Regions from separate parts of the Homo sapiens genome. Here region 2 is linked to region 1. Evidence: read pairs that join two places in POLR2A ChIA-PET (ENCODE). Cell type or tissue: OCI-LY7. All regions are shown on one strand. Links, peaks and the distances in the headings refer to the core of each region. The heading gives the core; the rest is flanking DNA. Region 1 overlaps CORO2B (coronin 2B). Region 2 has its middle 20 kb from the start of SPESP1.

What was found. ChIA-PET counts read pairs that join two places held together with the same protein. Peaks named below come from ENCODE experiments on the same cell type or tissue, not always from the same donor. Only the 100,000 strongest peaks of a DNase experiment are listed, where the experiment ranks them.
Region 2: POLR2A ChIA-PET joins it to region 1 with 9 read pairs; 3 of 35 experiments call an interaction of 5 or more read pairs at or near these places.

The regions. Positions count from the first base shown.
Region 1 is chr15:68,664,186-68,668,586 of GRCh38, forward strand. The region is part of intron 2 of CORO2B (coronin 2B); the gene reads left to right. It overlaps LOC124903514 (a long non-coding RNA gene), which reads left to right. Exons shown (of 2, transcript XR_007064691.1): 2 at 1-1,473. Among named protein-coding and RNA genes, the nearest start is that of CORO2B, 87 kb to the left of the region's middle. RefSeq lists a silencer at 2,245-2,539. In OCI-LY7, for the core only: no CTCF peak of the experiment used is centred there; a DNase peak (open chromatin) is centred at 2,446; H3K4me3 peaks cover 678 bases; H3K27ac peaks cover 908 bases.
Region 2 is chr15:68,908,382-68,912,782 of GRCh38, forward strand. No RefSeq gene overlaps it. Among named protein-coding and RNA genes, the nearest start is that of SPESP1, 20 kb to the right of the region's middle. In OCI-LY7, for the core only: no CTCF peak of the experiment used is centred there; no DNase peak of the experiment used is centred there.

The DNA of each region.
Region 1 (4,401 bases), core at 100-4,099:
CTGTAATTTTTTTTTTGGATACAAGTATATCTTGGTTAAAAGTTTCAGAGTTGGGGGAAAGGTGTGTGCTTCTGAAATGTTGACAAAATTGCTTTCCGTTGAGATTGCAATAATTTATATTTGAACCAGCAAAGTGTAAGTGTGCCTGTTCATTTAACCTCTTAAAAACTGAGAGTTATTGGCGGGGCATGGTGGCTCACGCTTGTAATCCCAGCACTTTGGGAGGCCAAGACAGGCGGATCACGAGGTCAGGAGATCGAGCCCATCCTGGCTAACACAGTGAAACTCCATCTCCACTAAAAATACAAAAAATTAGCCGGCCATGGTGGCAGGCACCTGTAGTTCCAGCTACTTGGGAGGCTGAGGCAGGAGAATGGCGTGAACCCGGGAGGCAGATCTTGCAGTGAGCCAAGATTGTGCCACTGTACTCCAGCCTGAGGGACAGAGCGAGACTCTGTCTCAAAAAAAAACCAAAAACCAAAAAACAAAAAAACCTGAGTGTTATCATATGTTTTAATTTTTTGCCAAGCTGATGAGTGGGAAACTTTGTCAGAGTAGTTTCAATTAACATTTTTATTAAAAATGAGGTTGAAAATATCGTCGTATGCTTACAATCTATTTGCATTTCCTTTTTGTGTGAATTGTCTGTCCATATTCTTCACCTATTTTTTATAGGGTCTTTGATTAATTTCTTATTGATGGAAGAAGTCCTTTATATGTTAGGGAAATGAGCCTTTTGGAATATGAGTTGCAAGTATACGTTTCAAATGGTACTTTTTGCAGTGCAGATTTATTTGTTTACATTTCAAGTATTTAAGTTTACCAGTCTTTTATGGCTTCTGGATCTTGGGCCATAGTTAGAAAGGCTTTCTCTGAGATTATAAAGAAGTAACCTTTTTACTAGGCCTTTCACTACTTTTAGAATTTCATTCTTATATTTAAATCTTTGGTGCATTTTGAACTTATCTTGGTGTAAAGAATGAGGTATAGATTAACTTTTTTTCCCCCAGGTATCTATCCAGTTGAAATAATTCCAGGTAATGAGTAATCCTTTCTTTCCCCTACTGATTTGAGATTCAGGCTTTGCTGCATTCTACATTTCTGAATGTATTTGGGTTTATTTTACAGACTGTCCATTATTTTCTACTTAATAGTCTTGTTATTCATGTACCAGTACCACAATGCTGTGTTACTAAGACTTCATAATATGTTTTAATATCAACAGGGATAGTCACCACTCATTGTGGTCTTTTCTCAAACGTAGTTGGCTCTTCTAGCTTATATATTTTAATATATAATTTTAGGATCTGCTTATATAGATAGAAAATATTGATATTTTATTGGGATTATGTTAAATTGATAAATTAAAGAGAATGTCAACCTTATGATGTTGAGTCTAAATATCCATGATCATAGTTTACTTTTTGTAGTCCTTTGTGTCCTTTTGTGGTGTATTAAAAGCTTCTTCACATAGCTCTTATTCATTTCTTGTTACACGTATTTACCTTTTTTATTGTATTATATATCCTTTTAAAATTATATTTGCTAATTGATGATTGTATACTAGAAAGCCATAAGTTTCTGTATGTTAATATTTTGCCATGTTACTAAATTCACAAATAGCTTATACTAATTTTCAGTGGTTTCTCTTGAGGTTTCTAGGGATACTATTTTATCATTTGCAAGTAGTGATAATTCTCCTCTTCATTTATAGCTTTTATACCTCTGGTATATCTTTCTTTTTTTAATTGCATTGGCAGGTCCTACAGGAAAATGTTAAATCATAGCAACCTCTTGTTCCTAACTTTGATGGCAATGCATCAGGTATTTACCTTTTACATATTTTGGGTTGAGAAATATTTTCCCCCCAGCATTTTATTATTAAACTTTCAAACATACTGCAAAGTTTAAATCATTTAGCAGTGAACACCACCTAGATTAATGGTATTAACAGCTTGCTGTACTTCTCAAAGCTGAGTGTCCTATTTGTTTGAGGTAGAGAAGAGGCTCGAACAGATAATTCTTTGGGAACATTCTGGGTAGCGGACATAAAACCTGGCACATGGCAAGTCAACAGATGATGCTCAGATATGCAAATACTGAAAGTGAGGCCCCAGGCAGCTAGTTCCCTTTCCAAGGTGTCACGAGGTGTCAGAAGTAGGGAAGAGCCCAGATTTAGGACATAAGGTGGGTAGGGTGATTCTCAGATGAGAGGAGGCAAAGGATGAAGGCCTCCCCCAGTCCCCAGTGTTCTGAACTCCACAGGACCCAGGGAGTGGGTGAGTGGCCTTCCAGGACACCATTCTTTCCTGACAGCTGGCGGGAATTTCCTTTCTCTTTCTTTCTGTCTACTACTCCTTCCCTGCTGGCTCCTCCTGGCAGAGCCCCAGACAAAGAAAGAGAAGTGGCCTGAGCAGGTGCTTCCCTCCTCCCCTGAATGAGCTCTTCCTGGAGAGCGAGGGTGGAGAAAGCAGGGCGGCTGTGGGCACTGGGGGTTGGGGTGTTGTGTTGGGGGATGGGCAGGGAAGGGGCCAAGGGAGTTTTGTGCCTCTCTAAGCCCATGTGCTGGACAGGGCCTTGATGTTGTCCTTTCTTATCTACACTATTGCAATCACTGCACTGAGTCCCCAAAAATGATAAAAATACACGGTTTTGTAGTCAGGCAGATTTGGGTTCAGCGAGATCAGCGTGTTCAGGGTGGTATGGCCGTAGACCAGCCAAATCTAGGCATTGCCAGAAACCTGCCGCATGCCCTTGGGTGAGATTTGGCTCTGGGCTCCTTCCTGGGCAGTGAGAGGATCTGTGGCTCAGCTGCAGCACAGGTGAGGAGCAAAGAAGACCCTCGACAAACAGGCCCTAGGCTTCCCTCTCCCCAGGCTCCCCGCTCCTGATCTCCCTTCACTCTCATGCTCCCCCACCCCTACTCTAAAAACCCCTAAGGCCTCCCTTTCTGGATGAAGTCCTGCCCCACCCTGGCTCCATGGCTTGGCCCACTCTGCCCCTTCCTGACTCACCTGCCCTCACCAGACCTTGAGCCAGCCCCGGTCTCTTCTACCTGCCTGCCCTTCTTCATGCTCCTCTCTGCACAGCTCAGGGCACCGCCTCCAGGAAGCCACCTGGAGCCATCCTGCTTCTTCCTCTGCTTTGCCAACAGACTCTCCGCTTCCTGCCATGTCCTTGCCATGTTTGAGGCAGGGGTATCGTGGTCTGTTTTCACACCTGTTCCTGCTTCTAGGCGATGGGCTCCTTGAGGCTGGGAAACACACCCATTCGTTTTTCCATTCCCAACAGCCAGAGTTCAGCCCAAATACTGGACAGGGATCTTTTCGGACAGAGAAATCTTTTGAGGCCCAGGGTGCAGATGAGTCTTGGCCAAAGCCCCACATCTGCCTGATGGCAAAGCTTTGGATTTAAAACCCTGCGTGAGGAGTGGGACGGGTGAGGCCCTGTGGATAAGCCAGGTTTGCACTGGGCCTCTCTATTCACTACCTCCCCCTTCTCAGCCTCAGTTTCCCCATCTGTGAGATGGGAGAGTGCACTGAAGATGGGCGGGGGGATGTGGAGGAATGCTGAAAGAGCTAGTTCTATGTTTTAGTGGAGGGAGTTGCTGGAAAGGAAAGAGACTTCAGACCAGTTACTTCCATCTCTGGAAATAGAATATGGGGCAGTGAAGACCATGGGCTTCGGGACCTGTAGTCCTGACCCAGCCATTTGCTAGATGAGTTATTACTCCCGAAAGCCTTGGATTTCTTATTTGTAAACGAGAGATAATAAATCCCACCTGGCAGGGTTGTCATGATGACAGTAATCACCCACACCTGTTGAACACGTACAACGGGCCAGGGACTGTTCTAAGCTCTTGAGACGCCTGGTGCCACTGAATACTCAGCAACCTTGCAGATGAGGAAACAGGTATAGCTTATACAAAGTCGCACAGCTGGGAAGTGCTGGAACTGGAATAAAATAGAGTGATGCTGGCTAAGAGTTTAGCACCATGCCTGACACACAGTGAGCCTCGGTCAGCGAGAGGGCCTAGGTCATCTGCCCCACAACGTGTTCACACTTGCAACCTGCAGGCATGGCCCAGGGCTGGGGAGGGGGGCGCTACAGGGGATCCAAGAACCTTCTGGATCATGCAGACAACACAGACAAGGTCCCTGTTCTCAGGAGTTGTGTGAGCCAGTCAGGAGACAAACAATGAACAAGGGCGCAAACAGTCGTTAAGATTACATCAGACAGTGATGGGTGCTGTGAAGAAATCCAACACAGTGATGCCGTAGAGACTTGTGATGGATATGTTAGGTAAGACAGTCCGAAGGACCTCTCTGCAAACTTGAATGGGATGGAGCCGGTCAAGTAAAGAGCATGCGGAAGAGTAGTGCCCTAGAAAGAGAGAATAGC
Region 2 (4,401 bases), core at 200-4,199, 240 kb after region 1:
GCATTCCTTTGAAAAGTTCAATGGTTAAAAGAAATCAAAGTATTAAAAGGAAAAATAAATAAATACCAGCCGAAAGGTTTATAGGGGTAGTTGTCTGTGAAGAAGAAAAGGTAAGTTCTCACTGGAGCAGGAGTTGTGGGGTTGCAGAAAGTGGGTACAGCAAGAGTGGAGGAGTGAGAGGAAGGCTGGTGTGGAAATGGTCTGGCAAAGCATTTTAGAGAAGCGGTGGGGCTCAGGGAAAGCCCAGTGAGGCTGGATTTCAGAGTGGTTGGTAACAAAATTCCAAATTTGTGAAAACATAACTCTGAGTTTTAAATACAGCTGATCCTTAAATGATGCAGGGGTTAGGGGTGCCTACCCCCTGCTCAGTCAAAAATCCATGTGTAACTTTTGACTCACCCAAAACTTAACTACTGATAGCCTTACTGATAACATAAACAGTCAATTAACACATATTTAGTATATTAGATATATTATATACTATATTCTTAAAGTAAGCTAGAACAAAAGAAAATGTTATTTAAAAAATCCTAAGGAAAATCCATTGACAGTACTCTACTATATTTATCTGTATTGTAAGTTAACTGTTTACAAGGTGAATTGTCTTTCTGAAATGGCAACCATAGCTGCAGACCTCAATCCACAGTACGTATCAAGCAATCTAACTTTTTCTTGTAATGTCATGAATTTTCTCTGCTTCTTGAGACACTTCCAGCATCACTAGGGGCACTTTGTATGGATTCCATGGTGTGAGTCAAGGTTTACAGTATTGAACTAAACATAATGAAAGCTATGTGAGAACCATGAGAGATCACATGTACTGTGGTTCCAATGGTCTGCAGGGAGAAACTGCTCACCTGGAGATGACCTGCATCACTTGAGTTAAGCAGATACTCACGACAGTTGAGCTCCCCACAATAGCAACAGGAGGTGGCTATGAAGTTTTTACAGTAGTACAGTATATACCACAGTTCATTTGGTGCATTACGATTTAATACTGCATCTTATATTTGTTTACATTTCTCTTGACTGAATTGTGTCATCTACCGTCTGTAAGTGTGTGCATAAGTTTTTATAAATTTTAACATATTATAATGGACTCATTTTATGGTAATAAATGATAAAATGGACCAATATCGACGTATATTTTATACATTTATGACATACTTAACTTTCTTAATTTTTTCATTATTTTTAAGCTACATGGTTCACATCAAAGTTTTTTCAAATTGTTGGAAATGTAGAACACATTTTCTAATGTATTTATTTTAAAAACCCACATAGAAGTGGACTCATGTAGTTCAAATCTGTGTTGTTGAGGGGTTAACTGTTTATCAAATGATCCCTCCCACCAGCCCACACACTGAGGATACATGCCAAGTCTATCATATCTAAGTCTCATTCTCATTCCAGCTTGTTATATTTGAGCAAGCAGCCAGGTGGTCACAGGTGTTAGGACTGAGTAGAAAAATAATCTGGAGCATGGACCACAGAGGCTGTGCTTTTTATCTAGTGCCTAAAAGAGTCTACTGTCCATATCAGTGGCAATGTATTAAATTACATTACAAATTAGTAAACAAATGAAAAAAAAGTCAAACTGTTTAAGCCAAAACATTCAGCCTTTTGGAAAGATAACAAAAATTCAAACATGTTTCCTTAGGGTCCTACTGTGAGCTAGATTAGAATTTTGTAAATTAAAATTAGAATAATACAGGCACCTCAATTTGTTATGTTTTAACAATGAAAATAAAGAAACTGCTTATTAAATTGTTCTTTAGTGAATGTGAGTTTGTATTGTAACTCTATGACATATTTCCTACTCTATAGAGAGAAGATCATAAACCCATAAATGTCTGTCCTTGAAAGCAGAGAGAGAACATGTGCTTCATGATAGCACCAGGCCAGACTGCATCTGTGAAGAATATAGAAAAGTTTGCAAAGGTGTATCCCTTCATTGGGTATGTAAAACACCTCTACCTGTTAATGTCATTAACTGCAGTTTGGGTCACTCCAAAGCATATTATTTCTAGACAGACAACATACAGTGTCTTTAGAATGTAAACACTGGACAACACAGCAAGACCCTGTCTCTACAAAAAATTAAAAAGTTAGCTGGGTGTGGTAGCATGCACCTGTAGTCCTAGCTACTCAGGAGGCTGAGGCAAGAGGATCTTTTGAGCCCAAGAGTTTGAGGCTGCAATGAGCTATGATCACAACACTGCACTCTAGCCTGGGCAACAGAGTGAGACCCTGTCTGTATATTAAAAAAAGAATATAAAGACTGGATCTAGATAGAATTGGCTTTATGTATTACACATATCAGATAAAAAAACCTTCAAAAGGTACATTTTTATAAAATTATTTTTGTGCTAAACAGTATAAAATGTATCATCTTAACCATTTTTAAGTGTGAAGTTCAGTAGTGTCAGCTATTTTCATATTGTTGTGCAACAGATTTCTAAAAGCTTTTTCATCTTGCAAAACTGAAGCTCTATACCTATTAAACAGCAACTCCCCCTCTCCCCTTTCCCCAGTCCCTAGCAACAATTCTGCTTGTTTCTAAGAGTCTGGTTTCTTTAAAACCACATTTAAGTGGAATCATGTAGTATTTGTCTTTTTGTGACTGTCTTATTTCACTTAGCGTAATGTTCCCAAGATTTGACCTAGAACAAACTGCTGAATGTGCTTATTACAGTATCTGTATGCCTTTTGGTGGGAAAATGTTGAAAAAAAAAAAAAAACAAAAAAAAAAAAGACAGCTGGTAACACTGCAATGCCCAACGCCCAATTCCAAAGCTCCTTAAATATTCCTTGCAGAGTTAATGTTTTGGAGCAGTGCTTCTGGCAGGCCTCTTCTCACTTTTTGTTTTGTTAGGGGGCAGTTGATGGCATACCTAATATATTCAACATCCCCGATCCTCTATAGGGCAAGATTACCTTCTGTAATAATCAGTAATAATGATTCTCTTGATTTGTTCTTTAGTTTTATAACAACTACTAAAAGAGTATACATTTTAAAGATATTTCACATATGAAATAAAATTTGTGTTAACAACAAAAATATATCTCACAATTTGCCCTACTTTACTGTTTCCAACTTTATTATTTTTTTCCTTTTATTTTTTGAGATGGAGTCTTGCTCCGTCACCCAGGTTGGAGTGCGGTGGCATGATCTCGGCTAACTGCAACCTCTGCCTCTCAAGTTTAAGTGATTCTCTTACCTCAGTCTTCCAAAGTAGCTGGAATTACAGGCACATGTCACCATGCCCAGCTAGTTTTTGTATTTTTAGTAGAGATGGGTTTTTGCTGCGTTGGCCAGGCTGGTCTCAAACTCCTGACCTCAGGTGATCTGCCTGCCTCAGCCTCCCAAAGTGCTGGAATTACAGGCATGAGCCACCGCACCTGGCCTGTTTTCAACTTTAAATACAAATGAAAACGCTAAGAGGTCACAAAGACTGACATGATTGAAGTAACTCAGGTTTTGCTTCTTCATCTATAAGGCTGTGCCATCATTGCTGATGTCAAATCTACCATCTCAATGCAGGAATGTGTTTATCACTTGAGCCGGATTCAGGCACACACTGTGCCAGACAGCTGGAACAATTCTCAAGTATAAGCGGTAAACAGATGTACTAATTGACAGATTACATGTATATTCTTAAAACTCACCAGTAATCACTGCTATTGTATAGAGTGCAGACCAATAATTTTGTTTTTAGGTAGGAGTGTTTTATTATTGACTTTTTTTTTTTTTTTTTTTTTTTTTTTAGACAGAGTCTTGCTCTGTCGCCCAGGCTGGAGTGCAGTGGTGCATTGTTGGCTCAGTGCAACCTCCGCCTCCCTAGTTCAAGTGATTCTCTTGCCTCAGCCTCCCAAGTAGCTGGGATTACAGGCATGTGCCACCACATCTGGCTAATTTTTGTACTTTTAGTAGAGACAGGATTTCGCCATGTTGGCCAGGCTGGTTTCAAACTCCTGACCTCAGGTGGTCCGCCTGCCTTGGCCTCCCAAAGTGCTGGGATTACAGGTGTGAGCCAACGTGCCTGGCCTTACCATTGACATTTTTTATAATTGCCAGGGAGTAGTGACAATAAAAAGTAGGTCAACTTTCCATTGGTTTTGTTACTTTATAAATTTTTTTTCGATGTTCCCTCTTGCCTGCACCACGGGCAGGCTTACCTTGTTCTTGGCACTCCACCCTCTTGAATGTCTTACATTTTGCCACTTTAGTGGCAAAATGACTCCTCCCACCTCATCAGAGCTGCCACGGCCAGAACTCACTTTCACAGAGGGCCTTGAATTTAGAATGTGGACATGCCATTTATATGAGGCTATTTCTGTAGTCAGAGACAGACCAACAAGAATGAAGGAAGGAGATGTTCACCTTACAATGTTTAACTT